Linked DNA regions of Mus musculus: all the other regions are linked to region 6. The links are chromatin loops, found by intact Hi-C in ENCODE. Cell type or tissue: heart. All regions are shown on one strand. Region 1 holds the start of Eogt (EGF domain-specific O-linked N-acetylglucosamine (GlcNAc) transferase). Region 2 holds the start of Tmf1 (TATA element modulatory factor 1). Region 3 has its middle 9.6 kb from the start of Gm24565. Region 4 has its middle 25 kb from the start of Gm32191. Region 5 overlaps Gm46970 (a long non-coding RNA gene). Region 6 overlaps Frmd4b (FERM domain containing 4B). Region 7 overlaps Gm46970 (a long non-coding RNA gene).

What was found. Hi-C counts contacts between places; a loop is a spot of excess contacts. Peaks named below come from ENCODE experiments on the same cell type or tissue, not always from the same donor. Only the 100,000 strongest peaks of a DNase experiment are listed, where the experiment ranks them.
Region 1: it touches region 6 in a loop (4-fold over the local background); 5 of 42 quality-filtered maps call a loop at or near these places.
Region 2: a loop joins it to region 6, with 2.2 times the contacts of the local background. A loop is called at or near these places in 3 of 42 quality-filtered maps.
Region 3: a loop joins it to region 6, with 8 times the contacts of the local background. A loop is called at or near these places in 27 of 42 quality-filtered maps.
Region 4: it touches region 6 in a loop (6-fold over the local background); 36 of 42 quality-filtered maps call a loop at or near these places.
Region 5: a loop joins it to region 6, with 4 times the contacts of the local background. A loop is called at or near these places in 17 of 42 quality-filtered maps.
Region 7: a loop joins it to region 6, with 5 times the contacts of the local background. A loop is called at or near these places in 38 of 42 quality-filtered maps.

The regions. Positions count from the first base shown.
Region 1 is chr6:97,146,899-97,150,898 of GRCm38, forward strand. Eogt (EGF domain-specific O-linked N-acetylglucosamine (GlcNAc) transferase) reads right to left here and starts at 1,988. Exons shown (of 18, transcript NM_175313.5): 1 at 1,934-1,988; 2 at 979-1,360; 3 at 497-553. In heart, CTCF peaks have their summits at 2,055 and 3,449 (motif pointing right); DNase peaks (open chromatin) are centred at 983 and 2,083; H3K4me3 peaks cover 2,213 bases; H3K27ac peaks cover 2,084 bases.
Region 2 is chr6:97,177,214-97,181,213 of GRCm38, forward strand. Tmf1 (TATA element modulatory factor 1) reads right to left here and starts at 1,911. Exons shown (of 17, transcript NM_001081111.2): 1 at 1,669-1,911. The coding sequence starts at 1,810. In heart, no CTCF peak of the experiment used is centred here; a DNase peak (open chromatin) is centred at 1,958; H3K4me3 peaks cover 2,506 bases; H3K27ac peaks cover 2,290 bases.
Region 3 is chr6:97,738,081-97,742,080 of GRCm38, forward strand. No RefSeq gene overlaps it. Among named protein-coding and RNA genes, the nearest start is that of Gm24565, 9.6 kb to the left of the region's middle. In heart, a CTCF peak has its summit at 2,262 (motif pointing left); no DNase peak of the experiment used is centred here; H3K4me3 peaks cover 242 bases; H3K27ac peaks cover 165 bases.
Region 4 is chr6:97,275,595-97,279,594 of GRCm38, forward strand. No RefSeq gene overlaps it. Among named protein-coding and RNA genes, the nearest start is that of Gm32191, 25 kb to the left of the region's middle. In heart, a CTCF peak has its summit at 2,497; DNase peaks (open chromatin) are centred at 957, 1,737, 2,677 and 3,457; H3K4me3 peaks cover 675 bases; H3K27ac peaks cover 2,658 bases.
Region 5 is chr6:97,504,016-97,508,015 of GRCm38, forward strand. It overlaps Gm46970 (a long non-coding RNA gene), which reads left to right. Exons shown (of 5, transcript XR_003956336.1): 1 at 1-4,000. It also overlaps a transcript of Frmd4b not described here. Among named protein-coding and RNA genes, the nearest start is that of Gm46970, 10 kb to the left of the region's middle. In heart, no CTCF peak of the experiment used is centred here; a DNase peak (open chromatin) is centred at 2,276.
Region 6 is chr6:97,414,887-97,418,886 of GRCm38, forward strand. The region is part of intron 3 of Frmd4b (FERM domain containing 4B); the gene reads right to left. Among named protein-coding and RNA genes, the nearest start is that of Frmd4b, 71 kb to the right of the region's middle. In heart, CTCF peaks have their summits at 634 and 2,268 (motif pointing left); a DNase peak (open chromatin) is centred at 2,295; H3K27ac peaks cover 399 bases.
Region 7 is chr6:97,524,692-97,528,691 of GRCm38, forward strand. All of the region lies in intron 1 of Gm46970 (a long non-coding RNA gene), which reads left to right. It also overlaps a transcript of Frmd4b not described here. Among named protein-coding and RNA genes, the nearest start is that of Gm25852, 21 kb to the right of the region's middle. In heart, no CTCF peak of the experiment used is centred here; a DNase peak (open chromatin) is centred at 1,519.

The sequences.
Region 1 (4,000 bases), 270 kb before region 6:
AGACTGGAAGGACCACACAACTTTCAAAATCAGCCTTCACTGATGTTTATGAATACAATGCTCTGTTCAAGTTCCAGGCCTATTGGGGTCATAAGGTTAAAACAGTGATGATCATGGGAACAAATCCTTTGCCCAGTAAGTAATTAAAGGGGTTCCTTGCTTTGGAGGCCCTGAAGGCTATGTTGCTATCCCTTGTAAACCCAAGGGGCCTTGATCTAACAGTAAATTACTAGCAATTTTATAAAATTAAAAAAATGCATGGTGGGTTAGTGAGCAGGGGGAGGGAGGATGGGATAGGGAGGTTTTTAGAGGGGAAATGAGAAAAGGGGGTAAAACTTGAAATGTAAATAAAGAAAATATCTAATAAAAAATACATACTGAGTGCCAGGCAGTTGTGAGTCCCAGGACAGCCAGGGATACACAGAGAAACCCTGCCTCTGGAAAAAAAATGCATATTGATAAAAAACAATAACTGCTTAATAATGAAAATACTGACCTTTTTAGTCCTCAGAATCCCCTCCGGAAGCTGCTGATGCTTTGGCTAGCCTAAAACCTGAGAAAAATAAAGTACGTTACCTTAAGAGCATGCCACAAGAGACTAGTTACTATTTTAATATAAAGGAACAACGTAGAGAGAAAAATGACCAGCAAATCCCTAGCCAGAAGCCCGGAGATGAAGATGCGTGATTCTCCTCAGTGAATGAACACTACTAAGTCTCTCAAAGCAAAGTCAGAGCCCAGGGTCCCCTGGACATAGTAACCCACGGAGCAGACACTAGTGGTGAGCAGGAAGGAGGTAGCCCGCTTCACACCACATCACTCAATCCAGACCAACAGGATAATTAGCAGAGAAAACATTCCTAGGACCAAAGCCTGTTCCTGGTTCTCATTGCAGTAATCCTGTTCTCTGATTCCCGGGGCTGCCTGGACCAGTGCCAACCTCAGGATCACAACAGGCCACCCAGCCCTTGGACTAACCTTCTAGGTCGCGGCTTGGAGCACTAGGTCCTAAATTTCGGGTATCCAAATCCACAGCTCTGCAATGCGTTCTGCCGGTTAACAAAACTTGACCATTCATGGAAAAAAGTAACCCTTGGCCGTGGGGAAAATCTAAAGGAGCAGATCAGAAAGTTGGCTTTTGCAAGGGAGGGCATGTACCCACTTGCATATGCTGGGTGATGGTTCCCTGTGGTGCATGAAAGTACAACTTCAGGGCCTGGCAGAAAGCCTTCCCGGAGTTGAGTTCTCTGGCAAGACTTGGCAGGGATGAAAGCTTTAGTAGGTTAGGCTACCGCGTCTTTTTGCACAAAACGGTCAATCGCGCTCCACTCGTGTGTGGCTTGATTGGATTTTCACGGACCTAAAAAGAGAAGAGGAAAAAAAGGTAAAAATCTGAACGCCGTAAACCATGAGAGCTGGGGTTACTAGGACTACCACATGAATGGCTTAGGGCATTGCTGGGCAACAGAGCCAGCAGCGGACAGATGAAGTGCATCTGGGACTCAAAGACTATCAAGTCCCAAGGTAGGCAAGCAGACAGAGCTCAGACAGAGCTCGGCTGCCTGAGGCGCCGAAGTGGCAATCCTGCTGTGGCGATCCTCCGGTTGTCTGCGGAACGTCAACCCCTCCCCTGTGTAGCGGAGTCAGCCCCTCGCGCCCGGCAGCAGCCAACCCTGCCCCGGGTGCTTGGGGAAGCAGCTGTCTTAGGAGACGCTCGGCTCCCAGGTGTGCCTGGAGAAGCCACTCCGCCCCAGCATGGGGATCGAGGCAACAGGGCAGGCCTGGCTGGGCATCTCCCTAGCCTACAGCCACCGATCAACTCCTGGTAACCAGCTGAAGGCCGCGGGCTGGGATCAGAGTCCCAGAGTCAGGCTGCGGGCCCACGGGGGTGCAGGCGCCGGCCAGGAACAGGCGGGGAAGGCGCGGGGCCCACCTGCAGCTTGACTAGGGAGCGGCGGCGGCGGCAGTGGCGGCAGCTTGGGAGTAACGAGACGTCACCGCCGGCAGCCGCGAACCGGAAACCTCCGGCGCCCAAGCCGGGCCAGGGGGCGCCCGGGAGCTGCCGCGACACCTTGGCCCGGGGCTCAAGGGCGGACCGGAATGCCTTGACCACACCCAGCGACCAGAGTCTGGAAGGCACTCTTGGACACCCATCAGCCAAGGTTACGGACACCCTGTGACCCACAGCCTGATCCACTGGGGACACCCGCCTACATCCCCTCCGGGACGTGGGACACCGGGGTGCAAGTCCCTGGCTGCTCCTCCAGGCGCTTGGCAGGTCTCCAGCACCAGAGAGTAGGCAGGCAGACTACGGGACTGTTTACATATCACTCAGGGTTGTAATTTTATTGCTTTCCCATTCTGAGCAGAAGTTGCTGCCCTGATTTTCAAATGAGACTGGATGTAGTGGGACACTCTCTGGTGGGTAGTGAAAATACTGTAGATTCCAGGGAATTGTACCTGTCCATGAAGTGTCCAAGTCCAATGGCTACTCTTGTTTAATTTTTACGTTTTTGCTATTTCATGATGATTTCTAACTGCTTGTTTAGGTGATGATTACGTGTATGCATATCTCCCATTCTCTTCCATTCTTGACACCTTGCAGTTCCAGCATGCCTTCTGGAGCATGGGGGAGACAGCCATTAAATTATGATTAAAGGGTTCAAGGGCTGACAGGTGGCTTAGAGTTTTCAAAGCGCTTGTGGGAGCAAGCCTGACGACCCACGTTGAATCCTAGGATCCTACCACGAAAGGGGAGAACCCACTCCCTGACCTCGTTCTCTGACCTCCTGGATACTCACACCTTCCTATACAATACTAATAAATGAAAAAAAGGACCCAGCTTATATTAATGGTGTCAAAATAAACATGCTCAGATGCATTCAGTTCACAAGGCTTACATGTCTTATAAATTTTAAGAAGCTACTATGAGAACTGAAACCAGAACTGGTGGTACAGGCCTGCTGTTCCAGCTACTCCACAGGCTGAGTCATGGAAAAAATTTAAAAAAAATAAAAAATAAAAGGAAGTTCAAGACACCCAGACAACTTAGTGACCACGGAGATGAGTGCTATCCTAACATGTGCACGACCCCAGGTTCAATCCCCAGTAACATACAACATACACATGGGCTGGGCACTTTAGGGAAGGCCTTTCTTTAATCCTAGCTAGCACTTGGAAGGCAAAGGCAAATGGATCTCTGTAAGTTTGAGGCCAGCCTGATCTATGTCGCAAGTTCCAGACCAGCTGTGTTTTATATGTGTATGTGTTTAATATGTATATAATTTGTTTAATATATATCCTGTTCAGTATGTATTGTGTTAGCATGTCATTTACATGTGCCAAACACACATTAAAGAACAAAAGAACATTACAGTAGTTTTTAAAATGCATTTTAAAATTTTTATGTATAGGTATTTTGTGCGTGTATGCACACACGGCCAGAAGAGGGCATCAGATCTCTGGAACCGGAGTTACAGTTATTAGCTGCTATGTGTGTACTAGGACTTGAACTCAGTCCTCTGAAAGAGTACCAGTGCTCTTAACTCAGCCACTAACCACACTAGTAAGCCTGGCAAAGGCGATGGAACCAGGGCGCTTGTGTGACGTGACCACAGCACAACTTTAGGAGACTGTTTGTTTCAGCTTAGTTGGTACTCTACCGGTTTCGTTGTTTTTCAGGAAATGCAGCTTCCCATTACAGCAAAACATGTAATTATGGCTATTTTGAATCAACTTTAAAAGGAGCTTGAGGTGCAATGATATACAGTTAAAACCAAGTACATGAAGTAGGTGAAATGTTTGCTAAACACAGATTAACCTAATGGCAAAAATAAACTAATCACACTGGCATGCTATCTACATGGGGCTCTTTCAGGTACTAACATATATTAAGGAGTTATTGAGACTCATAGGAAGCAAGAAATGGAATTTTAAAATGAGACTGAGTTCTGTATTACTGTAATAGCTATTTCCAATTTCCTCAAAATATATCATTATA
Region 2 (4,000 bases), 240 kb before region 6:
CCAGGCCAAAGCAAGTATGCTAGCCCCTCGGAATACATGCTTAAAGTAGTGATCAAGGCTGTACAGCCAGTGTGAAATCCCAGGCACATGGCTCATCTCACAAAGACAGTTCAAATCTTCACTAACAGGCACATGCAGTCACAGCACTATCCAGCCACACGCTCATTTTATTCTTGTAACATTATAAACTAAACAGACAGCAATGCTCAAAACTTAACCTGAGATAATAGAGACAGTCTTTTTCAAAAATCATAATTAAACTGATGAGAACAGTGAGTTCTAGTGAATGAATTCACTTTTATGTACTTAATGACCAGTCTGCAAGTTCCCCTCTCTTAAACCCCAAATTATTTTTTCCACATTTTTTAAGATAGCAAAATTACCAAAACTCTGCAATTAGAAGCTTATGGAAAGGGTACACAGACTTCCTGAGGAAGAAAAAAAAAAAAAAAACAACTCAAGAAGCCCTTTAATAAAATCTGCCTCTTAACGTGATTCCACAGCTATGAGGAATGAAGAGTGTTGGGGAAACTGAACTGGGAACAGAGTTTTACATTTATTTGTTCAGTGTGTGAAACCAGAAAACAAAGCTTAAGGCAAGATTAGGTCTTCGAGGTAGCTAATTAGCATCCTCACGGATACCAGGGTTTAACTTTGCCTCTTGAAAAATGTGGTACAAAATTATAGTAACCACACATCCACTTAAACTATTCCTATTCTTCAGACCCATGTTGTTTTGTAATCTAAAACACAACAGATGATCAATGAAAATAGCATTCAAGAAAGCATATTCCATTTCAGACAACCTGCCCTCTAAAATAAATTATACAGCACTATCCATGTCTCAGATTTCGCCCGGGGCGGGGGATAATGAGTATCTTTTTATTTGAAACATCTGATCTTAAGTTTAGTAACTCCAGCTCTGGGGTCCAACCACAAAAAGGCGAGCTTCCCAATAGCAAGGTGCCACAGAGAATGAAATAAGATCACGATATATCTACAGTCATACATAAACTACGTTATCAATGATTCAACTTAGGTCCCGAGTTTTCAACAATGTACATCTAAAACCAGAAACCACAGTTAACTTTCATCCAAAGGTTTGCCCCAGTGTCTGTTGCTACACACGAAAAGTGCTCCAGACTCCCTTAGACGTAAAGACACAAGCAACCGAATAATCCTGGAAAGAGTAATTTCAGTTCATCTGAAAGATCTGGTGCTGCAAAAAGGGCTACAGTTGGGAACTCTTGGAGCACAAATTCTCTTGGGACTCTGCCCCGTACAGACTGTGCCTCACCTGGAGAAAGTTATGCATTCTGAGTTTCGGTTAGCTCCTCTGTAGAACACGGGGTCTACCATCCCTGACTCGGGTTGTTTTGAGACGGTGAACTTTTTGTAAACAAAGTCTTTTGTGTTCCTTAAACGCTTCCCGCGGGGCTCCGGGACTGGGGATTTACAAGGCTCGGACCTAGGGCGCCAAGGCGGAAGACGCCTAGCAATTGGGGATCTGGGGCTGTGCTCCTGACTCTGTAGTCAGGGGCCTGGGGCCAGGACCAGAGCTCGAGCTGACACCTGAGGTCAGCAGGACCCGCACCGGGGCCGAGGCGTGCGGGACTGGGGTCCGACAGCAGGCAGGCAGGCAGGCGCGACACCCCGGGACCCGCTTACCCGGCTCGCCGTACGGGATGGCCTCGGCCCAGGCGCTCGGCTCCTCCTCCTGGATGTCCAGGACCCTGTCGATGGACTTCTGGGCCTGGGACAGGGCCTGCTTGGCGAAGCTGGACAACTGCGAGGCATTGAACCAGCTCATGGCCCCTCCTCAGCGCCGGCTCCGGCCGGCTCCGGCGGCCTCAGCGGCGGCCCCGGCCCCACCGCCTCCCGCGGCCGCGCGGCGCTGCGAGCCTTCCGCACAGCTGAGCCGGGCCCCGCCGCGCATGCGCCGCCCTTCCACGTACACAACCACCAGATCCGGGAGCCGAGTTCCGCCCAGACGGAAGGACGGAGGCGGTAGCGTGAAGCCACATCCGGGAGCGGAGCGGAGCCCTTAGTTACCAGCCGCCTCTGGGCTTCATGGCCGTTCTCAACTGAGGGACGCGATCTGCGCCGAGGCCCAGACCTCCGGGAGCGACCAGAGCCGCGTGTGCCTCGCTATAATCCCGGCGGCTAGGCCTCACACTTATTAATCTTGGTACTCAAAAAGTAGTTGGCCAGTTCTCGCCTGGCCTGGATGTCTATGCCTGACTTGATGGGCACGGTCCCCAGGTCCTGGAACATTAACAGATGAAACCACCTCCCTCTCAACCTAATTCTGTCATCTGAATGGCGTTCATCAGCACACTCCTATGTTAAGAGGTGGGGCTTTAAGGAACTTTCTGGGTCACGAGATGACTGTGACACCCACGGGAAAGAGATGAATGCCCTATTAAGAGGTGCCTACGCCCTCTCAAGCATAACATACCAAGGTCACGCCAGCCATGAACTAGAAATAGATGGCTCTCATCAGCTGTGCTCGTCTTGGACCTCCCAGTCACAAGAACAGTAAAAATCAAGTTTCTGTAGCCTATGAGCCAGCCACTTTATGGCAGTTTGTAACAGCGGTTTGGATGGGTTAAGCCACTTGGCAAGCAATAAAATATTAACCCATCAGTACATACTGTGCACACTGCCTAAAAGATACAGCTTGTATGCTCTCTTTCCCACACTTGGTCATGGGAGAAAATTTAAAGTCGATGGCCTTCCTTGTCCAGTCAGCAGCTGTTTGGTTTGGTTCTAATAATGCTAAAGAAAAATTTTCTACCAGCATTTAAAGGCTAAATTTAATTCAAGCATTAGCCCTTTGTGAAAAGAGACTCCTACCCTACACAAAGAACCACGGGTACTTAAGGAATGCCGAAGCTAGGAATGGGGTAAATCTTCCCCTGGGAAGGTTACACACTACCAAATGAGCAGCCCCGAAATCATCATACAGACTGAGGGTTGTACTAATTAATGCATTTGAGAACGCATATGTATACACACTTATATACTTAACAGTTAATAAAAGAGACTTAATTTGAGAGAGAGCAATAGAGGTCTATGAAAAAGTTTAGAGGGACGGAAGGGAAAGGGGAAATGTAATTTTATCCCCCAAAACATTCCCTAGGACTACCAGAACTACTAACAGGATGGCTTAAAATGACAGAAATGCTTTTGTGGTTTGGAGCCAGAAGTCTGAAGTTGTTCACTGGAGCTGTCCTCCCTCTGAAATCTTCATGGAGAATGCACCATGCTTCTCCTAGCTTCAAGTCTGCAGTCAATCCTTTTGTTCCCTGGGTACAGGTACAGCACTCCATTGTCTAATCTTCCTCCCACATCCCTCTCACCTCTTCTAATAGGGATGCCTACCTTATCAGATTGGGTCCTCTGTATTATATCTGCAATGACTCTATTCTAATTAAGGAAGGGAGGGAGGGAGGGAGGGAGGGAGGGAGGGAGGGAGGGAGGGAGGGAGGGTTAGTTGCATCCTAAAGGGCTTAAGAGCCCTATTCTGGTTCAGAGCTGGCATTTGGTAGTATGTACATTCTGTTTTAAAGGGCAATGGCACCATCCTTAGACCTCTTAATAGGGTGCTAATCCTTTTTCCACGGGTGTCACCTAGTGACAAAGAATGACTGAACTAAAATTTCCTTTGACAATTATTTTCACACAATTTTCCATGTATCTGCCAACTCATTCTAAGAGCTCTGTACAACACATTATCTGCCTGCTCCCTGAGTATCTGTTTTGCACTGCAAGAAGCTAAGCTATAAGACTTTTCCTTAACAACAAAAAATTTCATATCCATGGCAAGTTATCTTCCAGTAACTTTATCCCACAGTATTGCAATTTTGAGCATGTTAATGACAGACTTGTGGCTAGAGGATGCTTCTGTTGAACCCAGGTCCTAGTTCTTCGAAGATCTATGTGTACCTGAAAAGAACGAAGTGGGGAGTGGGGGTTGTCACAGAAGGAAATCCAGAAG
Region 3 (4,000 bases), 320 kb after region 6:
TGTGGGATGAGGTACACATACCTGTTCATGTACATGTGTGCACGCATGTAGAGGCTACAGGTAAGCACTGGGTATCTTTTATTGCTCTCTACCTTGTTTTCTGAGGCAAGTCTCTCACTGAACCTGGAGCTTGTGGATTTGGCTAGGCCAGCTGACCGAGTATGTGCAGGGATCAGCTGTCTCCGATCCCCACCCCCCCAGCCCAGCCCTGGGGTCACAACTGCTGCAGCACTGAACTTTTACATGGTTTCTAGGTTTTGAACTCAGGTCCTGGTGCCTGAGAGGGAAACCCTTGACGAGCTAAGCCATGTTCCCCAGACATTCAGGCGTTTGTTATTTATTTGTTTTGTTACCTAACTATCTATTTTGAAAGTTAGATTGTACCTTCTTGCCCAATTTCTCTCACCTCCACATTTCCAAACAAAAACGTAAGAACGACACCATCTTTACAGTTATTCCTGTGGCTCTCAAGGTAGGCCCTGATTAATGTGTCTTGTCTGCTTGTCTTGGTGGCCTTTGGCAAATGGCTCCATTGCACTAAACTTTGGTGTCCTTGCATGTAAAATGGGGATTAGAAGGCATGCTAAAGCTAAGCTTTGGCCCCTTAGTGAGGCTCCAGTGACTCCCCATGTCCTGAAATGAGTTTTAAGTCTTTGTTCATGCTTTCTCGGCCCAGAAGATCTCTCTGCTTCCCCATCCGTTCATCCTTTCCCATACAACAGGCCAACTCTGAGTCCCACTGCAATGACTCCATCACCCAGCTCTTCTCACTGTCTCCACAGTTTCATTTGCTGCTGCCCAGCCTCGAATGAGCCTGCAGATCCATGAGCCACGAGTCCCTCAAGGGTTAATAAGGCCACAGTGCCTTTCTAGACCTCTGTACTCTGCATCTTCCTCACCTTGCTGTCCTTGCTCTGCAGCAGAGGTCATCTGAGTCTTTTCAGAAACTTGTGGCACATTTATCCCCATGTCCTCAGGCAGGGTGCCAGGTCTGGGGAGGCAGAGTCCTCGATTTCCTACTCCTCCTTACTCTCTGCCTGATATGGTTGCTGAGTGAAATGGCATCGTTTTATGACATGCATGTACATTGGATATGCAACATTATACATAGGCACAGCTCCTGAGATATGGTTGATCTAAATAATAAAGACAGAAGACAGTATGAAAAAAAAAATGTCAAAACAGTTTAATATTCAAAGAAAACACAGCTGGGATTCCAACCAGAATAAACAGAGTGAGGATTCTGAATTCTCTCTTAACCACTAACATCTTTACCTTCTCTTGTTTTTCTTTTTAATAAAGAAGAGAAAATGTTACCTTTTAATAAAGAAGAGAAAATGTTACCTTTTAATAAAGAAGAGAAAATGTTACCTTTAGGCATGGTCTCAGTGTGTAGTCCTGGCTGGTCTGGGACTCTCTATGTAGACCAGGCTGGCCTTGAATTTGCAGTCATGCTCCTGCCTCTGCCTCCTTGGTAAGGAGATTGCAGGCAGGTGCATCTCACCTCAGTTTTTAATTTTATTTTTATCTGTTTGTTAGTTCTTAAAGGAAAGATTAAGGAGATTTGTGGCAGAAACACTCCAATTTTTGTTTGGCACACAAGTCAATTGAATTGAAATAATAACAAAATCGATTGGGGATGTTATTGAAGATTCGTGCCTGTAAAAGAATTGAGAGAATGCCTCTGTTCAATCAGCTTTAAAAAGAAAAAAAGCTGTTCTTAGGGTTGGTCAGCTGGCTATGCTGTAAAGTGACTGCCATAAAACAAGGAGGACCTGAGTTCAATTCCAAGCACACAATAAAAAAGCAACAGTGTGTGCCCTGCCAGCCGAGTCAGCTCTGGGGGAGACAATACAGCAGGATGCCTGGGACTCGCTGCTCAGCTAGCCCAACCAAGTCACTCTAGTTCAGTGAAAGGCTCTGACTCAAAAAATAAAGAGAAAGAGTGATAAAAGACACACACACACACACACACACACACACACGAATAAAACTATTCTCATCTGTACAAATTAATCTATATTGCCAAAAAATAATACTGACTTATTGAAATCAATTTGGGATATTTAGAGAATCAGTTGAAGATAATCATTTTATTTTTCTTTTCCAAAGGATTGAACCAGCTGCTTCTGTAGTAATAAGAAATAAGCGATGCCTAATTATTTTTTTGACTTGAATTTGCTGCGGGGGAAGGGAAAAGGCAAAAAGTTAAAAAACCCTTTGTCAGACACTGCCACCTGCTGGCATACTTTCCAAAGTGCAACTTCATTCTCAGCGCAACTAATTCGTTGCTCCAAATTCCAGTTATTAAAACTCCTGTAAAAATTACAGGAATTGAAATTAGCATTACATTTGAATACTATTTAGTTCTAAATAAAATCAAATCTACCAAAAATGTTGAATGTACTTTCTGTAATGCAAAAATACCATTTTCATATTTTTAATTTTTCTAGTTTTCCATTAAAAAATTATCCCTATCATTTACCCATCTTCATGAGATTAAATTAGCAAAATCTAACAGCCTGGAGGCCTGCCCTACCGACGGTTTACTAGATGAGGGCTAAATTACTTTAATTTTCTTGGTCAAGTGCCCCTCACAGCGCTGGCTCTTCACGCCATGTGGACTTAATAAAAGCTGACAAGTGAGACCGGAGCCGAGGCTGTTCAGCACGGGAAGTGTTGCTGAATGCAGAGCCTGGTGATTCAGACACTGTCGGTAGCAGCTCCCGCCTTTGTGGACATTCATTCATTAAACAGGAAACTTTGAAGGTCATTCCTATGGAAGTGCAGACAGAAGATCAGAACCTGGGACGGTGAGAAAGGATCTTCAGGCTCTTCTTCAGGAAGAGCCAAGAGTCATGTGCGTTCTCTGAACTACCGCTTTCCCGTCGTTCCTGAGTTGGAAAGCAAGTTCTCTTGGTTTCTCTTGATTAACAAGGCTTCGCTAGCATTGTGTGCGCTACCACGCCTGGAGTTAATTGTCCTCAGGGCAGCTTTCTCCATCAGTGTTCTCTGAGTTACACTGGCCTCTGGAGGAATGACTTGGCCTCAGGCGCTGTGGCTCAGTAGTGTGAGTTCCATCGTGCCCAGCTCCTCCGTGAGAGTGGTGGGAGTGCTGGCTCCATGATCAGCCTCTTAACACAGAGACAAAGATTGCTTCTGTGAGCTCCCTGATAATATATGGTTGTATGTCTCACGTGGCTATATATGTTTTTGTCTCCAAAGCACCCCTAAGCTTTCGTGGGAATTTTCGAGTGGTAACTGGGAAGATGGCTCTGTCAGTGAAGTGTTCTTTTCATAAACATGAAGACCTGAGTTCTTTCCCCAGAACCCACATAAAATTGCTCCACGTGGTGGGGCAAGCTTGTGACCTCAACACAAAGGAGGCAGAGACAGTCGATGAGGGGCTCAGCCGCCAGACATTCCGGCCTAACTGTCAAGGTCCGGGAGCTGTGCTAATAAAGACACTAACCTAAAGGAGTTGGGAGGGGACGTTTCTGAGGATGGTACCCAGGACTGCCCTCTGGCCGGGACACGAACACACACGTACACACACGTGCACGCTGTTAAAGATCTGAAGGGGGGCACTGCATGGTTGTGGGGTTGAATGAAGGTAGGCAAAGTTGCAGGTGCCGAGTGCCTGATTCCCACATAGGTTAATTTCTGTGAAAGGATTAGAAGAGAGGGCAAAACTATTAGCAAAACAAGATGGTGACTATGATCTGGATCTGGGAATGTGATCGTTGTGGTCCACCTAGAGGCTGGCAACCTCTTTCTTAGCTGGTCTCCAGTAGCTCCTGTAATTACCCTGCTAATGTTCTTGCCTGTTATGGAAACCACAGTGCTTCATTTGCCTGGGGGGAAGTGGGCTGTGACCTTCGAGTCCATCAAGGTTTTACCAACAGCCCTTCACTACCAACAGAATAAAATGCTTCTATGTCAGTCAAGGACTTGTAGCCCAGAGTTTAGAGGGCACATCTTCAGTAAAGTAACAGAGAGC
Region 4 (4,000 bases), 140 kb before region 6:
TGGTCTAATGTCTAATACTCCTCTATAATTAAAAAAACGAATGCCCCCCAAACCCTCCAAAGGTCACTAACGTGGAGGCGAATCTAGAGACATCTCTGTCTGCATCAGCGCGCAGCCACATTATTAGAAGAAATAACTGCTCACCACATACTCAATTTACTAAGCTCCAAGGAGCTGGAACTGGCTGATATTTCAGAGCCAGGTTGGCAACGTGATTACAGGTACTTTTAAAGCCCCCAGTCCACACATTCTCAATAATTTACATTGCACTGTAAATGGAAGTTGATCCTTGGAGGTGGGGTTGTTGTTGTGCCAAGGAAGTAATTTATGTTGCCCTGAGCTGGAGCTCTCAGTATAAGAAACAGCATTTGCAGGATGGGCAGGTACCACACTCTGTGCAGAGCATTTCCTGTGCCGAAGCAGCTATGGTAGTGAAGGCAGTAGAAACTCAACCCCTGCCTTGAAGCCTAAGACACTGAGCCACTTTCTGACGCCTCTTTCTATCTCGTTACTCTGTTAAAAGCCATCTACACTTGCTGATCTGTTGAAGAGCACAGAAATGAGAGTCTTAACTGTTGTGTTTTATAAAACATAATATAATGCGGCAGGGGCGAGAGGGACAGTCTCGTTGGGCCCGGAGGTGTTCCCCAGAGGAATCACCACCATGTGACGGGCCAAGTGCGAACGGGAAGGGGACCTGGGAAAGGAGGGGGACAAAGAAGGACAAAGAGGGAGGAGAGAGGAAGAGGATGGCCATGAACTTGTGGGGAAGAGAGAGATGGAGAGAGGGAAAAGGGGGAGAGAGAAGAGGGGCGAGAAAGGGAGGGGGAAGAGGGGGAAGGGAAGGGGGAAGGGGAGGGGGAGGGGAGAGTTTGGCTATTAGTACCAAGCAAGCAGCTGCGCAAGCTGTTGCTAGGTAGCTGTTGGGTGGAGCCTAGAGGAATTGCCAAAACTAACCAGGGAGATCCAGACCGTTTTGAAATTGCAGCTCTATTTACTAAACCATCAGGTTGCCTGGGTGACAGGGCGATAAAATAGAGGACACACTGGGGACATGGATGCACTCCATGTAGGTTCACCCTTTGCTTGTTTCAAATTCAAACCTAACTGGGTCTTTGTCTCTGTTTGTTAAACACATCACCAGTAAACTCTACCACATGGCCAGTAAAATGACAGCCTACGGTAGAAAGCTCTGAGCCCAAATCTCTGCCAACAAGTAATAGTATGAGGGTGGGGGGATGTAGCTCAGTGGTGGAATGCCTGCCCAATATGTGTAAAGCCCTGGGTTCTGTCCCCAGCACCAGTGAATCAAGCCCGGTGGCACACACCTCTAATCCCAGCACTCAGGAGGTAGAGGCAGGAAGATTACAAGTTTAGGGTCGTTCTCTGCTACACAAGTTGGAAGCCAGCTTTGGCCATGTAAGACTCTATGTCTCCTCCTCTTCCTCCCCTCCCCTCCTCTCCCCATTCCCCCCTCTTCTATCTCCTCCCCTTCCCTCCCCCTCCACTTCCTTCCTGTCTCTGTCTCTATGTCTTTCTTTCTCTGTCTCCCTGTCTGTTTCTGTCTCTCTGTGTCTCTGTCTCCTTCTCTCTCCCTTCACACACATGACTGCGCAGAGTTAGATCCATGCCCAGCTGGCATGTGTCTCTGTGCTGCAGCCCCAGCCCCAGCATGCACGAGGCCCTGTGATCACCCCAACGCTGTGGTCCTTCTTCATATGCCCTTTAAAAGGTGACTTGCACCAGGATGCTCCTGTGTGGGGGTGATTTCCTCTGTACTTGATTATGTGACCTTTGGTGTGTCTGAGCATTTATCCTGGGCTCTCATTCTTGTATCTAAAGCAAACAAAGATGTCACTGGGCCCTCTTGTTATATGTTGGCACAGTACCAGACAGGGACAAACCATTTGTTGTTTGAAGCAAAGGAAAAACCAGTCACATCAAGCCTGTCTTTACTTAAAAAATTTAAAAAAAACCAAAAAGCAGAATTTGTGTGTATGTATAAATTAATTTTGATTTTCTAAAAGACTGTGTTTAAAAAATCTTGCCAGTTTGGCTTGTTTGACTTTTTTTTCCCCCTGAGAAAGTACTTTACTTTTTATAAACCTCTACTGTGGTCTTCAGTGACTATTAAAAATGTAAGTCTTACATTATTGATGTTTAAATTTAATGCTGTTAAATGTTACTAACTCTCTTCCTTGCAGAGTCCCATTAGAAACAATAACAAGACGTGGCTTACTTTGTCCCAAGAACTGAGGCACACGTTATTAAGAGTTAGATGTTATTGAATCCCTACATTTCTCCATGCTTCTAACCCCCCAAACAACTCCCCCAAGAGCACAGCGAGTAATCAGAAGTGTTGGGGGTTAGAAATTAGAAACTGGGCTTTCGTTAGGTTTGTTTCCTTCTCCCTGTAACCTACAGCACCTTGTTCATACAATATTGAGAATCCCGAATCCAGGGCAGCTAGGAGTGCCTGCCTGCAGTAAACCGGGACGGCCCCTAGGTGTCCTTCTTAACCAATATTGTACGCTCTGAAAGTCCAGACCCAGCCCAACGATTAGAAGAAACCTGGTCCTAGTTAGTCTAGAAGGTTCTGTCCAGATGAAGGGCTTATGCACTGAGCCGGGGCACCTCTCCGTGCCCGGGAAAGGCAGGAAGGACATTATCTGCGTGTGACACCTCACTGCACAGACTTCTCACTCGGAACTGTCCCAGCTGCCCTTGCACAGAGGAGGGTTTGCCTAATGTTAGGTCTCAAAGAAACCCAGGGCAATTGGCTACCTGAGGTGCCTATTAACATATCAAAGCTGACTCTGGCTACCTCTCAGTAGCCTGTGGCTTCTCCCTGAACTTCTCGCCCCTCCCCCTCTCCTTCCCCTAAACCTCTGTAGCCCGCGGATTGGGCTTTCCTTCCCCCAGCCTCTGATCGCTATATAACTCAGCCATTTTAGTTACATGCCCTCTTAGTATCTTGGTTCCTCTCTTGGATCGCTTGCCACTCCTTTCCTCTCTCGCCTCCCATCCCCGACCGTGGCCCAGTTCAGTCTGGACCCTTCCAGATGCCTTTGGCTGTCCTCTCCCTCACACCTACAACAAAACCTTCTCTCCTCAGCCAAACCCTAGGAGTGGTCTTGGCCTCATTTTCCAGTCGCCTAGGAATCTCAGGTCTACAGGACACACTTCCCATACTGAATGGTTTTGTTCTCAGCTCTGTCTAAAATTTTCCCAGGATGCCTGAGAGATAAATTCTTAAAAAAAAAAAAAAAAATTGGCACTTAGAACTCTTTTCCAAATTTAACTGCCTGCCCTCTTGTTTTTTTTTTCCCCCCTCTCTCTAAATCTTTTGCTTGTTTGCTTTCTTATGTGTGCAGAAAAGGCAGTGACTTGTCTTGGAGCCAACAGCATGACCTGACGCAGCATGAGTTAGGGAGGTGCCAGGGTGTCTGATTTAAGGTGGTACTCACTCTTGAATACTCACAGGTATAATTTGCCCTGACCTTGCCGGACAGCTGAGGGGGGAGGAGGAGGTGGAAAACACCCATTCAGGTCTCTAGTGTAGCCTACCTGTCCGTGCACTCTGAACGGAAGGAACTCACACTTCACAAAGGCTGTCTCTGGAACCCCGCCTTAAGTGCCTCTAACTACACACCGGGCACAAGACTAACATCCAAGAGCTTTGGGCTGGGATTAACTGTGGTGGCCTTGCTGTGAGGATTAAATGAGGGGGGAAAATTCTAGGAGCTGGGGGCAGGAATCAACCCTCAGCTGGGATGTTTATTTCAGTACTGTTATTTGAGTGGCTAAATGAATGCACCTCGGGTCTGGGGCTAGGGAGATGACTCAATCGGTAAAGCAACTGCCCCCTGACAGTGAGGAGCTCAGGTTGGATCTTGAAAAGGCAGAGAAGGCCAAGTGACAGAGCTGCACGTCTGTATTCCAGTAGTCGGCTACACATTTGTAATCTAGTGGTCCTACAGTGAGCTGTGAGGCAGAGACA
Region 5 (4,000 bases), 89 kb after region 6:
TGTGAAGTTTCACATTCAATTTTATACCTTTGGTATTGAGACTAGATTATTCATGTATCCACCACCCAAACCAAAGAATCAAAAAAAATCAATTTCTTTAATATTAAGGACAAAAAGCTTGGACCCTACTATTGGAAATATTAGAAATAGAAGGATCATGAATATCTTCATCTAGTATATATTGATTTGCTTTTATGAAGTTGCCAATAGTTAATCACCATAGCTTATGAATTAGGTATATCATCTTGTCAACATCATCATCATTATCATTTTCATCGACATCATCATCACCCCTGTTTTCCCAAAACTTTGTAAACCCAAAACTTAGTGAGAAATTAAGAGAGTGATGTTTTAGACCAGTGGTTCTCAACCTCCCTCATGCTGCTTTAATACAATTCCTCATGTGGTGACCCCAGACCATAAAATTATTTTGGTCGCTACTTCACAACTCTAGTTTTGCTAGTCATAAATCATACTGTAAATATCTGACACGCAGGATATCTTTTATGGGACGCCCACAGATTGAGTCAGATAGCTCAAACCCAAAATTCCACAGAGCCAGAAAGAAGGCACAAGAAAAGCCTTGTGACAGTCAGGGGTGCCTACCAAAAAGGACTGAAGCTGGGATCACCCTCTCGCCTGCTGGGTCCCTTGCTTATCACTAAGTCTACAGGGAAGCTGCACTCCATCAAGTTTGCAGGTGGGGCTGAGAGGAAGTCGAACTTGGCTTAGCAACCCACAGGAGGACCGTGGGTGCCCGTGTGCAGAAGCTGAAGTATCTCTGACAGAGCTCTTAGCTGCAAGTGAAGGAAACACAGCACTATCTAATTTAATAGAGAAAAATGTATCGACCGATAAGACCAGGCAAGGGATCAGGAGGGCAAAGGAAGCCTGTGGATGCCAAGAACCTACTTCTCTTTTGACTTGTTCCTGTTTTTGACTTGTTTTTGGTGTGTGTGTGTATATGTGTGTGTGTGTGTGTGTGTGTGTGTGTGTGTGTGTGTGTAATTTTGTTTTGTTTGGTCTTGCTGTGTGTAGTTTTGGTTTGCTTGGTTTTTTTTGTTTGTTTTTTTTTTTTTTTGATTTTGTTTTTTGTTTTTTGTTTTGCATCCGCATTCAGCCCCTTGAATGCGGTCTTTGCCGATTGTACTCACTCTGCTACAAGGTAAGCAGGATGAACAGTGTCACAAACTCATGCCCCCATTGGCTCAAACTCAGAGGGGAACCAGAGCAAGCTCCTTTCTGGCAGCTAGTAATTAAATCATGGGAGATGTGCTGACTGACAATCGTAATCATCTGATCCAGGTGAGGAAGGGGGACGTGTGTAGATGCAAGAACTGTTAGAGAGTACGGGAGTGTGGGGTGCTATGATTGACAGCCTCTTGAAGTACAACTTGATCAGTAGTAGTCTGGAGGGAATACTTGGCCCAGTCAAGCTTTCTTGTTCTCAGAAGGCACAGGGGTGCTGAGTGGCAGGAACAGCCAGCATCTTTCTTAGGGCCATTTCTTTGGAAACATAGGGATACCCCAGTGAAGGCAGTAAGCACCCCCAAACCTTGGCCTCCTTGCTCTGGGATACATCACAGCTTCTTGCTCATTCCTGTTTCTCTGTTCTTCCTTCCTTTGTACTGACAATGAAGCACCTCATGGTGATCTGCTCTCTGGCCTGGGTAAAAGGCTTGCTAGTGCCTTGGCATTCCACTGAAATATAATTTTATTTTAACCTTGTCCCTTTATGAACTGGACTTGCTCATATGCAGTATATTACTAGGAACAGTTTTTAAATTGATGTGACTTCAAATAATATGTTTGCATTTTCACTAACTTAGTTGTGTGGTACCTTGGGTATTATTAAGTCCTTCACTCTAATCCAAAGCAACAGCATTGACTCTCTCTCTCCTCCCTCTTCTTCCGCCTTCCCTTTTCCTCTTTATTGTCCCGAGATATATCAATAATATCACTTTCTTAATCTCATTGGGATCCCATGAACCCCAAAGCTTAAAACAGTATTTAGAAGGTCTCTGTTCCCTGGGAGAGCTTTTTTTTTTTTACCCTGTTTTCCATAAATTTAACACAAAAAGGCTTAAGGAGCCAAGAGCCAAAGGTGCCAAGAGTCAAAGCGTTTGCCAAGGTTGGCTTACGGCTTTTAAATGGCCAACGGCACACGCACAGTCTCTCTGGCTCGGCTTCTGCAGCTCCAGGTTCGATGAACAGTGGTTCTTGGAAAGCCCCACACTGGATTGCAGCCCACACACACGGTTTACAACTTGGTTGTCAGGATGCCAAACTGCACAGGGCTCCAACCTCCCCAGAGTTGCCGGCTGGGCTGGCTCCTCCCAGTTCTCCATCAAACTGCTAATGCTAGGAAGCGGGAGAGACTCTCCCAGTCCTGTAAATGGCTTCGCCTTATCTCCTTGGTAAAACACTTACTTGTGGAGAAAAAAAAAAAAAAAAAGAAACCAGAAACTGTGAAGCAAAGCCGCCTCCTCACTCACGACTTCCCTATCACCTCCCGCTCAAAGGAAGCTTGTTCAGCTGCTTATTGGCAGCAAATGCAGTCTGGGGCAGGTCCCCACAACAGCCGATGCGTGCCTGTGCAAACTAGCTCCTACCCATCGCCAAGAACTGCAGGTTCCAGAGCAAGTACCTGCACTTGTACATGAACATGTTGTTTGAGGGTATCTCTGAACTGTCTATGACGTGAATATGGTTTGTGGCAGATGAAGGTAACATAGATGACCAGACCCTACACAAAGCACACATAGGCATTTACCCTGTATTGGTGATTCTCAACCTTCCTAGTGCTGTGGCCCTTTAATGTAGTTCCTCCTGTTGTGGTGACCCTGAACCATAAAATTATTTGGTTGCTACTTCATAGCTTTAATTTTGCTACCATTATGAATTGTAATGCAAATATCTGATATTCAGGATACCTGGTATGTGACCCTTAGAGGTTGAGAACTACGCCCCTTATAAATCAGCAACAGGGGCCTGCTTACAAAAGGCTGTAAGAGTTAGCAGGAGAGAAAGAACATAAACACAGTCAGGGGCTCTACCAATGTAGCCATTTAGTAAAGCCAGTATTAGCTGAGTTTCTAGAACATTCTCAGTGGGGCTTAGTTTCTACGTGTTTCTCATGTTATGGGCACTTCATGGTAATGAGCCTACTTTTTAAAGGGAGGAATTTTTGTACAACATAGTCCCTAATTATATGACTCATAGTCTATATGGTATTGTACTAAAGAAGCAGAGAGAAAATTAGTTTCATCACCTTGACTTCACAAGGAATGCCATCTCAGGTAGGATGACACCCATTACATTTAATAGTCGTCTTACATGACTTTTCGGATCTGATAGCATCTCCTGGACGAGGGAGGGGGGATATTTTCCCACTCCTGTGCTGCAGCCAGTCAGAAGAAGGGCTGGGGCATGTGGCAGGCCAGCAGCATCTACCCTGGGTACAAGTGGAGGCTGGACAGTCACCTACCTCTTTTCCTTGCAAGTGGACATAACTGAGATGAAGTTCTTTCCTTTCCAAACATCAGGATTTTACTCCTGGCCATGGTAGGGCATGGGGAAGGTAGAGGTTGTAGTTGTATGACTGCAGAGTTACTGACCTAGATTAGGGGTCTACCTTTCTTCAAAGGCTCAGAATATTTTGGATCTTCCATAATTTAAAAAAAAAATGGTCTCAGTTGTAACCAGTCTACTACTGTGTCGGAAAAGCAGGTAGAGAAAATACTTACATACATGAACATGGCTACATGCCAATAACATTCATTTATCATTTAAAGGCTGTGGCTGACCCTGGACATGATTGTGAGAAACAGAGAGAGGAGATAAAACATGGAAGCAAGAAGAAGGTGAAATGAGGAGGACATTTTGGTATGGAAAGGGGCTTGGAGGCATCGCTGGCACATTCCTTTTGAAGTAACAGAACCATTCAGGATTGGAACTTAGAGTGTTCCTTTTGGCTAATGGTCTGCTGGACACTGCCGGG
Region 6 (4,000 bases):
TGTGGAACAGCCATTCCAGTGGTTTCTTTACTGCCTCCCATCATATACATCAACCAAGTTGGAAGTCTTTATTTATTAATGTTACCTTTTATAGTAAATATGCAAGAAAAACGTCAGGGCTGGGAATTTGAACCCAGAGCTCTCAATGTGGGGTAAGTGATACCAGAGGACTTCCTACCTTATAGAGTATGGCGCTCAGTTTCTGTGTATTTGTTTCTATAGTTACAAGATATGGCTGCTGGGAACTGGGAACTGTCCCAAGATTTTCTTGGTGGAACTTTGGGAAAGTTTTCTTTGAATCAGTGGAAAAAAAGAAAAAAAAAAACTCAAACAAAAAGCTAAAGTTAAAGGATTATTACATTATATTTTGTCATGTTTAATGTGAGACTTACGGACACTTCAGCTTCAAAGCTGTTAAAAGATATATGTTTAAATACACGGCACATCAATTTTAACCCTTCAAGGTTCCATATAGCAGATAAGACTAACTTTGAATTCTTCCCCCTTCTCCTTTTCCTCTTCCTCCCCCCTTCTCTCCCTATTTCCTTTCCCCTTCCTCATTCTATCCTTTTCTTTGGGAGAGATATTGAAAGAGGATCTCATCGTGCAGCCAGGATGGCCTTGCACATCAATCCTGCCTCTAGAGGGTGTGAGACACCATCATGGGTGGGTATGTCCTTTATTCTTTCTTTACACAGATGTGGCATGATTTAAGATGTGTAACATGTTTCTATGAGCCTGCATAGAACCCTGTGTAGGAATGAACGAGGCGAGTTCATTCCACACACACAGCACATTGAAATTGGATTGGACACGGAAGTAGAGGCAAGCCGTAATTAAACATGGAGGAAAAGTTTAATGTAGAATTCCAGCCAGAGACTGCCCCATCTGGGCACCAAACCCAGACACTATTATGGATGCCAACAAGTGCTTGCTGACAGAAGGCTGATATAGCTGTCTCCTGAGAGGCTTTGCCAGTGCCTGACAAATAAAGAGGTGGATGCTCTCAGCCAACCATTGGACTGAGCACAAGGTCCCCAATGGAGGAGCTAGAGAAAGGACCAAAGGAGCTGAAGGAGCTTGCAGCCCCATAGGAGGAACAACAATATGAACCAACCAGTACCCCCAGAGCTCCCAACTAAACCAACAACCAAAGAGTACTCATGGAGGGACCCATGGCTACAGCTGCATATGTAGCAGAGGATGGCCTTGTTGGATATCAATGGAAGGAGAGGCCCTTGGTCCTGAGAAGGCTCGATGCCCCTACAGGGAATCAGGAGTGGGTGGGTTAGTGACGGGGACGGGGGGTGGGGGGGATGGGAAAGGGGATTTCCGGAGGGAAAACCAGGAAAGGGAATAACATTTGAAATATAAGTAAAGGAAATATCTTTTTTAAAAGCTATAAAAAATTCCGGACAGATATAGAACAAGGTGTGGGTTCTGGTTACCTCTTTGGACAGTCACAGTGGGGAGATCTGTCCTTAACCACAATAAATACTCCAAGAAGATATTTATGTCTATGTAATAGACATATACCTTTAAAGTGTGAAAGTGTGTATTAGAGATTGAACTTTTTTCTTCTGTTGGGAGTTGAATGTTTGTGTATGCTGGGCAAGAGCTCTAACATGAGCTCTACAGCTGGCTTAGATTCTGCTGTTTATCACTGAGACTGGCCTCCCTCTGCTATGAAGTTTCTGGCCTTGGATTCGACATGCAGTTCAAGTCAGCCTCAATCTCATGACCCTCCTGCCTCAGCTTCTGAAGGGCTGAGGTTGTAGGCATGTACCACCAATACATATATTAGATTTTTTTCTTCATTTTGTTTTTTAAAGTCTATTTACAGTCCTTTCATTTGAATGAAGGCTCTGAGGAATAAAAGAAAATGACCTATCTATGCCTAAATACAAAGATGCGTTGAGGCTCATTTAATGTTTTTATCTTGCTGTTTTTAAGTGTTTTAATCAATAAGTATGAACTCTAGTTAACAACAACAACAACAACAAAACAAACTAATTAAACCAACCAACCAACCAAATGATCAAAAGACAAACACTTGTAACCACAAGCCATGTTTTCTCTTTGGTTTGGATTCTATACGGTGGAAGCTCCATTGTCTACCAGAAGGGACAGCGATCCAAAGCCATTGTGTTGCAAAGCTTATATGTTGTTTCTTCATTAACAAAAGTCCCTCAGCAAAGGTTTTCCAAAATGGATGAAGGGAGGTGACAGGAAGGGCCCCTTGTGGGGAAGGAGGGCTGAGGCTGCCCTCTAGAGGCGGAAGGCCGCCCTGCACACAGAGCTGGGACGCCTATAGCAAGCCTTAGGAATTCTGCCCCTCTCTGTCAGGCAACTGCTTGACTTGGTTGGCTTGGCTGCCTTCCTTATGTAACTGTGGTCCTTCTCCAGCTTCTCTTCTGGTTCTCTGAGCTGGGACAAAGACAGTCATTGACACTGTCCCTTGCAGCCCTGCCTTCCTCTGTTCAGTTTACCACCGTCTCAAGGCTGATGTGGCACCGAGGAGGGCATGAGGACCCTGAAAGGGAGGGATCCGACGTGTTGGCTTCACGGGGCTTCACGGGGGTGGACAGAAAGCTTACGGGGTAGGGACCTTCCAAAAATATTCATCAGACAAAGAACTAGGCTTGTGACCAAGACTTTCCGAGGAGACACCCTTAGACATAAATACGTTTCCAGGCCTGTTCCCCGGAAAGGTGGAAATGGCTAAGACCTTCCATCTTACAGAAAAGACCTCCTCACACTGCTGAAAATAAACACAACCAGAGCCAGGAGACACCTTCGACAGCTGGTTGTAATCCTGACATTTCGTGTTGCCTGCTACCTGTAGGAGAGTCAGGGCAAACTGTTAAGGTTTGACTCCTGGGGTCCAAGAAGAGTATGTCGGAAAGGAGCCCACAAGTCCCAGGGTAGACAAGGAAGCTGGTGGCCAAGTCCTCAAAGAAAATCATTCATACTGTGTTTTGGTATGTGTGTGACATATGTGTTTGTGGCATATCTGCACACATGCATGCAGAGATCAGAAGAGAGCAGTGGGCATCTTGCTTTGTTTATAACTCTCGGTCTTACTTACTCCCTTGTGGCAGGGTTTGTTATTGAATCTGGAGTTAGGCTGTCAATCAGCAAATCCCAGCAATTCTTTTTTCCTTCTCCTTCCCAGGGCCGCAGACACACGGATCCAGGCTTTTTTTTTTTTTTTTTTTTAAAACGTGGATTCTAGGGATTAGAACTCAGGTCCTCATGACTGTGTTAGTAAGCTCTATTACCCAAAGAGCCCTCACTCAGCCCCTCTTTTCCTGATAGAGTTCCCTGTATGCGTGAGGCTGGCCTAGAGTTTCCGGTACACCTGTTTTCACTCTCCAGGGGCTAGGATTACAGGGACGTGGCAGCACCCTCAGATCTTTTCCCTTTCTTCGTGAAGCAAGTTTCAATGTCTGGACAAAGCACTGTGTTTAGGGCTTCTGCCTCTCCACATGATCTGGCCCCCTCTTTCCAGTGCTGACGCTGTAGTTCTAAATCCTGTCCTCCCTCCTCGGACCTCCTTCAGTGGCGGCATTGCCATCCCTGTGCCTCGAGGGGTTCACCTGTGATCTTGTCCACTCCCAGGCTGGTGCCTTCCCACTTAGCAAGAGCACAGGGTACGTTTGTTTCAAGTGATGCTTGCCTAGACTGTCACCTCCTCTCCCCTCTGTGGACGCTGTGTGTCTCGCCCAGTTCTAGAGATAATTCTGTGAGATCACACCAGTGCTGGGCAAAGCCTCTCTTACATGTGTGCCTGTGCTCTGGACTCTGCATCCTTACTTAATATGCCTGAAGCACAGAACGTAGCACCGGATCATGGGTCTCCTGTAAGGGGTTGGACTGCAGCTGCTATGTATTCAAACGCTAAATACTGTCCCCCAAGATCTATGTCCCCCATGGAGGAGATTCTCATATACACCAAATGATGCTCCTAAACCTTGCCCCCTGCCCTAAGTTATCCCTG
Region 7 (4,000 bases), 110 kb after region 6:
CCATGTCCTGAAGCCAGTTCTGGAAGCATGCTCTGCCCCCAGCTCAGCGCACTGGCCATGGGGGGAAAGTTCACTCCTTAATGCTCCATTTGTAAATTAAATTCTGGTCCTGGGGCCGAGCTGTCAGATCTCACAGCTGAATTCTTGGGACTCGAGTGTACATGGCTGCCTTTGTCTTCATCTTTCACTGTAGCACCTACGGGTACTATAAATGTCTGGTAATTATACTATCAAATTCCCAGCCCCACACAATCTTTGCAGTGGCAGCAGTGGCCACACAAATGAGCCATAGGAGATGGGTGTTAAGAGTAAGTCACCAGAGACTCTAATTCCAATTAAGGCAAGAAGCGGGGCCCCACTTCACCTCAGAAGCCATGTCTAGTAACTGTGCCATCGTGCCTCTGATTCTGAAATACTAAGGATGTGCTCAGCATTCAATAGAAACAGGGCTGTCAGATGCTAGAGAGGCTAAAAGTCCACCATCGCAGCTGCTTCTCATACCTGACATAGATTTTGCTGGAAGCACACCACACACACACACACACACACACACACACACACACACACACACACACGGTTTTTTCAGCACTTCATTCACAGAATCTGCTAGTACCATGGACTTGATAATTAAAATGAGATATGTGTCATATGACAGTATCAGGAATCCAGAAGGTAAGCCACAGGGTGACCCAGGTTTGGACCTGTGACCAGGGATGCAGCAGCAGCCCTGTTTCAATTATGTGTGGTACCTGAGTCGGGCATCATGGGGAAGCTGTAGTAAAAATAGCTGGGGCTATCGAGACATACATTTTACTGCGGGTCAGAAAAAAACAAAACACCAGTTTCTTGAGACATGTCCTTGAATTCCAGGGCCTCCCACCTCAGGCTCCCCAGGGGTGGGTTTACTTGTCAGTGCCACCATATATGACCCATGTTCTCTCTCTCTCTCTCTCTCTCTCTCTGCTCATGCATGTGTGGTCCCCGTAGAAGGTTAGAGAAATTAAATCAAATCACCAGAGAAGGTTCAAAACATGGAAGAAACTTACATGATAACCTTCAAGGCGAAATTTCCCAGTCATGTTAACTAATAGCCTTTTGATTAGTAATGTCTGCCTGAATCAGGAAGGGATCCTGAGACCATTTTGAGTTCTGTGACCAAGGGATGCTGTGGGAGATTGATGATGTCTGTCCTGGCATGGAAAGGGAGGGTGGCTGCCTCACTTTAGGCATATCAGTTCTAGTCAGGCCTGGGACTCTGACCATGGTTCTCAGAAGTTTCCTCAGAGTGGCCAACCAGGCCTGACAGGCAAGCAGAAGCTCAAACCAGAGAAGGTAGTGCAGTTCTAGCCGTGTCTGAGGAATTTCTCCTCAGTGGCCACCTGTGAGGTCCACGAGGTGCTCCTGGAGCCTGCAATGACAGAAAGGCCTTGTCCCTAGGAGAAATATGGCTGAGAACCCCTCAGGGTTCAGATTCAAGGCCGGGGTTGGGGGTGGGTCTGAAAGTGAGGCGGTTTCGAGGGCTCCTAAACCTCTTTTTATGCATTCCTTGAACGTTAGTAATGTATACTTGAAAACACCAGCCAGCCTCAGGTGTGTAGAGGGCACTTGGTGAATGTTTGGTCAGGATAGGAAAGGACCAGGGTAGCGCTGGGTGCGGCACGACTGACCCCTAGTGGTGGACCTAGAGAATTCCTATTTAAAAGTCTTCAAAAAGCCTGTTAGAAAGTGTGGCTAACCCGACTCAGGATTTCATGAAAGAAGGGTCTAGGGATAAAATAACTAAGAAAAAGTTTACATTATGTAATATGTATACATTCTATCCTCTTTTTTTGGCAATTCACCCACGTTTTCTAAATGTCTGAAAGTTCTTGCAATTAAAGTAATTTAAATTCCCTTTAACACTCCAGTTTGCTTGAACATAGCTACGATTGCTCTTTCTTAAGCTCTCTTCCCACTATGTAACATACAGATCCTTGGAGGAAGGAAAGCCTGTGCATTCCTGCTTTCCCTTCAGTACGGAGACTTCAGGGAGATGTAGCTTTCCTCTACCAAGCTCCCTGCCAAAGCCGCTGCAAACCTGTGGTTTTTGGTAAGCAGCCTTCCGTTGTTTGCCATCATGACTGTAGTTAAGGAGAACGCTAAATTTTAAAACTATGTTAATTAGTAATCAAATTAAATGAAATGTTAAAGACTCTTCTTCCAGCTTGAAACAAAGTGCTTGTCGGCCTCAGGTTAGAAGCTGTGCTGCTGAAAGCCGAATTCCTTCCGGGCCTTCCTTCTAGTTCTCCAGATAAAGCCTAGAAGTAGGAACACCTGAATGAAGGGTTCACGTAGCCTACGATGCTTCCTGCTTCCTGCTTCCTGCTTCCGAGTCAGGGTTAGTGAAGCACAGTGGCCAGGTGGTTGGCAGCTACAGAGCCACTTCCCTCCTGAAGACCAGCTCTGCCTTTCTCCCAGTGACTCCTGATATGGAGCTACCCACAGTCCTTAATATCGATTCTGTGAGAAGAGTTTGGATATCAAACCCAGTGGGCATTTAGACTTCCCTGCGATATCCCATCCACAGCTGGTCAGAGAGCTGAGAATTAAGTGGTTGTTCAGGGTTCAAGCCCCGAATAGTCTGTTTCTATTAATCTTACCCTACCCCAAGGCTACCCCTTCCCCAAGGCAAAGGGGAAGAATGGTGGAAAAGGGGACAGAAAGACTATGAGTCAGGGTTACAAGCCAGTCAAAATTCCAGGCATGAAGTGAGGACAGGCTCCTGATACCCAGTCCTAGACGAGGAGCTTCCTGCAGGTGCTGGCTGCCGGGGAAGGAAGAGTCCATTTCCTTCAGGGGCGTAGCCTCTGGAAGGTTGACTGTCTCTTAGTGAGGCAGTTCTCAATCTGTGGCTCATGACTGCTTTGAGGGGTCGCCAAAGACCATCAGAAAACAGAGATATTTACATTACAATTCATAAGACTAGCAGCATTGTAGTTATGAAGTTGCCACCAAAATTTTATGTTTGAAGGTCACCGTGCCATGAAGCACTGTATTAAAGCATTCGGAAGGCTCAGAACCAGGGCACTGGTGGATGGCCCCACGCCTGTGCACATATGGACGGCAGTAGTTGGACTCAGCGAGTTATTTAAAAAGAACAAGAGGACATTAGTGTTGAAAGGGGCAGTGTTGGGGAGATCAGATTTAAAAAAAGAGAAAGAAGGGAAAGGGTCTGATATGATCAAGCTACATTGTACACACCTATGAAATTGTCAAAGAACAAACAAAATCACTAAATCTCAATCATTAACTTTGTTCGCCTGTTCATTAGGCCTAAGCTAGTTACATGTTTAACTGTGAATTAGATAGATGGATAGATAGATAGATAGATAGATAAATTGGGGCAACTGTGAAATGAATGAATGAATGAATGAATGAATGAATAAATAAATAAATAAATAAATAAATAAATAAATTGGGGCTAGAGAGATGCCCATGCCACACACTACCACTTGCCCTTCCGGGAGACCTGGGTTTGACTTCCAGCACCCACATGGTAGTTCACAACTATCCCAGGGAACTCCAGTCCCAAGGACTCTCAAGTTCTCTTCTGGCCTCTGTGGGCACCAGGTATGCACTAGGTGCGCAGACATGCATACAGGCAAAACTCCCTATATATACACAAAGATTTTTTTTTTAAAGAAAAGAAATTCACAAGTAGAATGCTTGTACAAAATTTGAGCAACACATAGGCAACTCATCTAAAGCACAGAACAGGTGCTACTTTTAAATCTTTTTCCTTTTTCTTTTCTTTTTAGTTTATTTATTTATTTTTCTTTAGGAAGAGAACCCCTATAGAATGGAAGTATCCTGTCACCTTTGGGCCATTTCACTTTTATTTCAACGTGGAAGAATAAGTGTGTTCTTTCATCTTCATCAGCGGCAATGCAGATGGTTGGAAGGTCGTGGTAACGTGCTTTCTACTCCCTCCCCGTGGACACCTCAGAGTGGGCTCACGGCT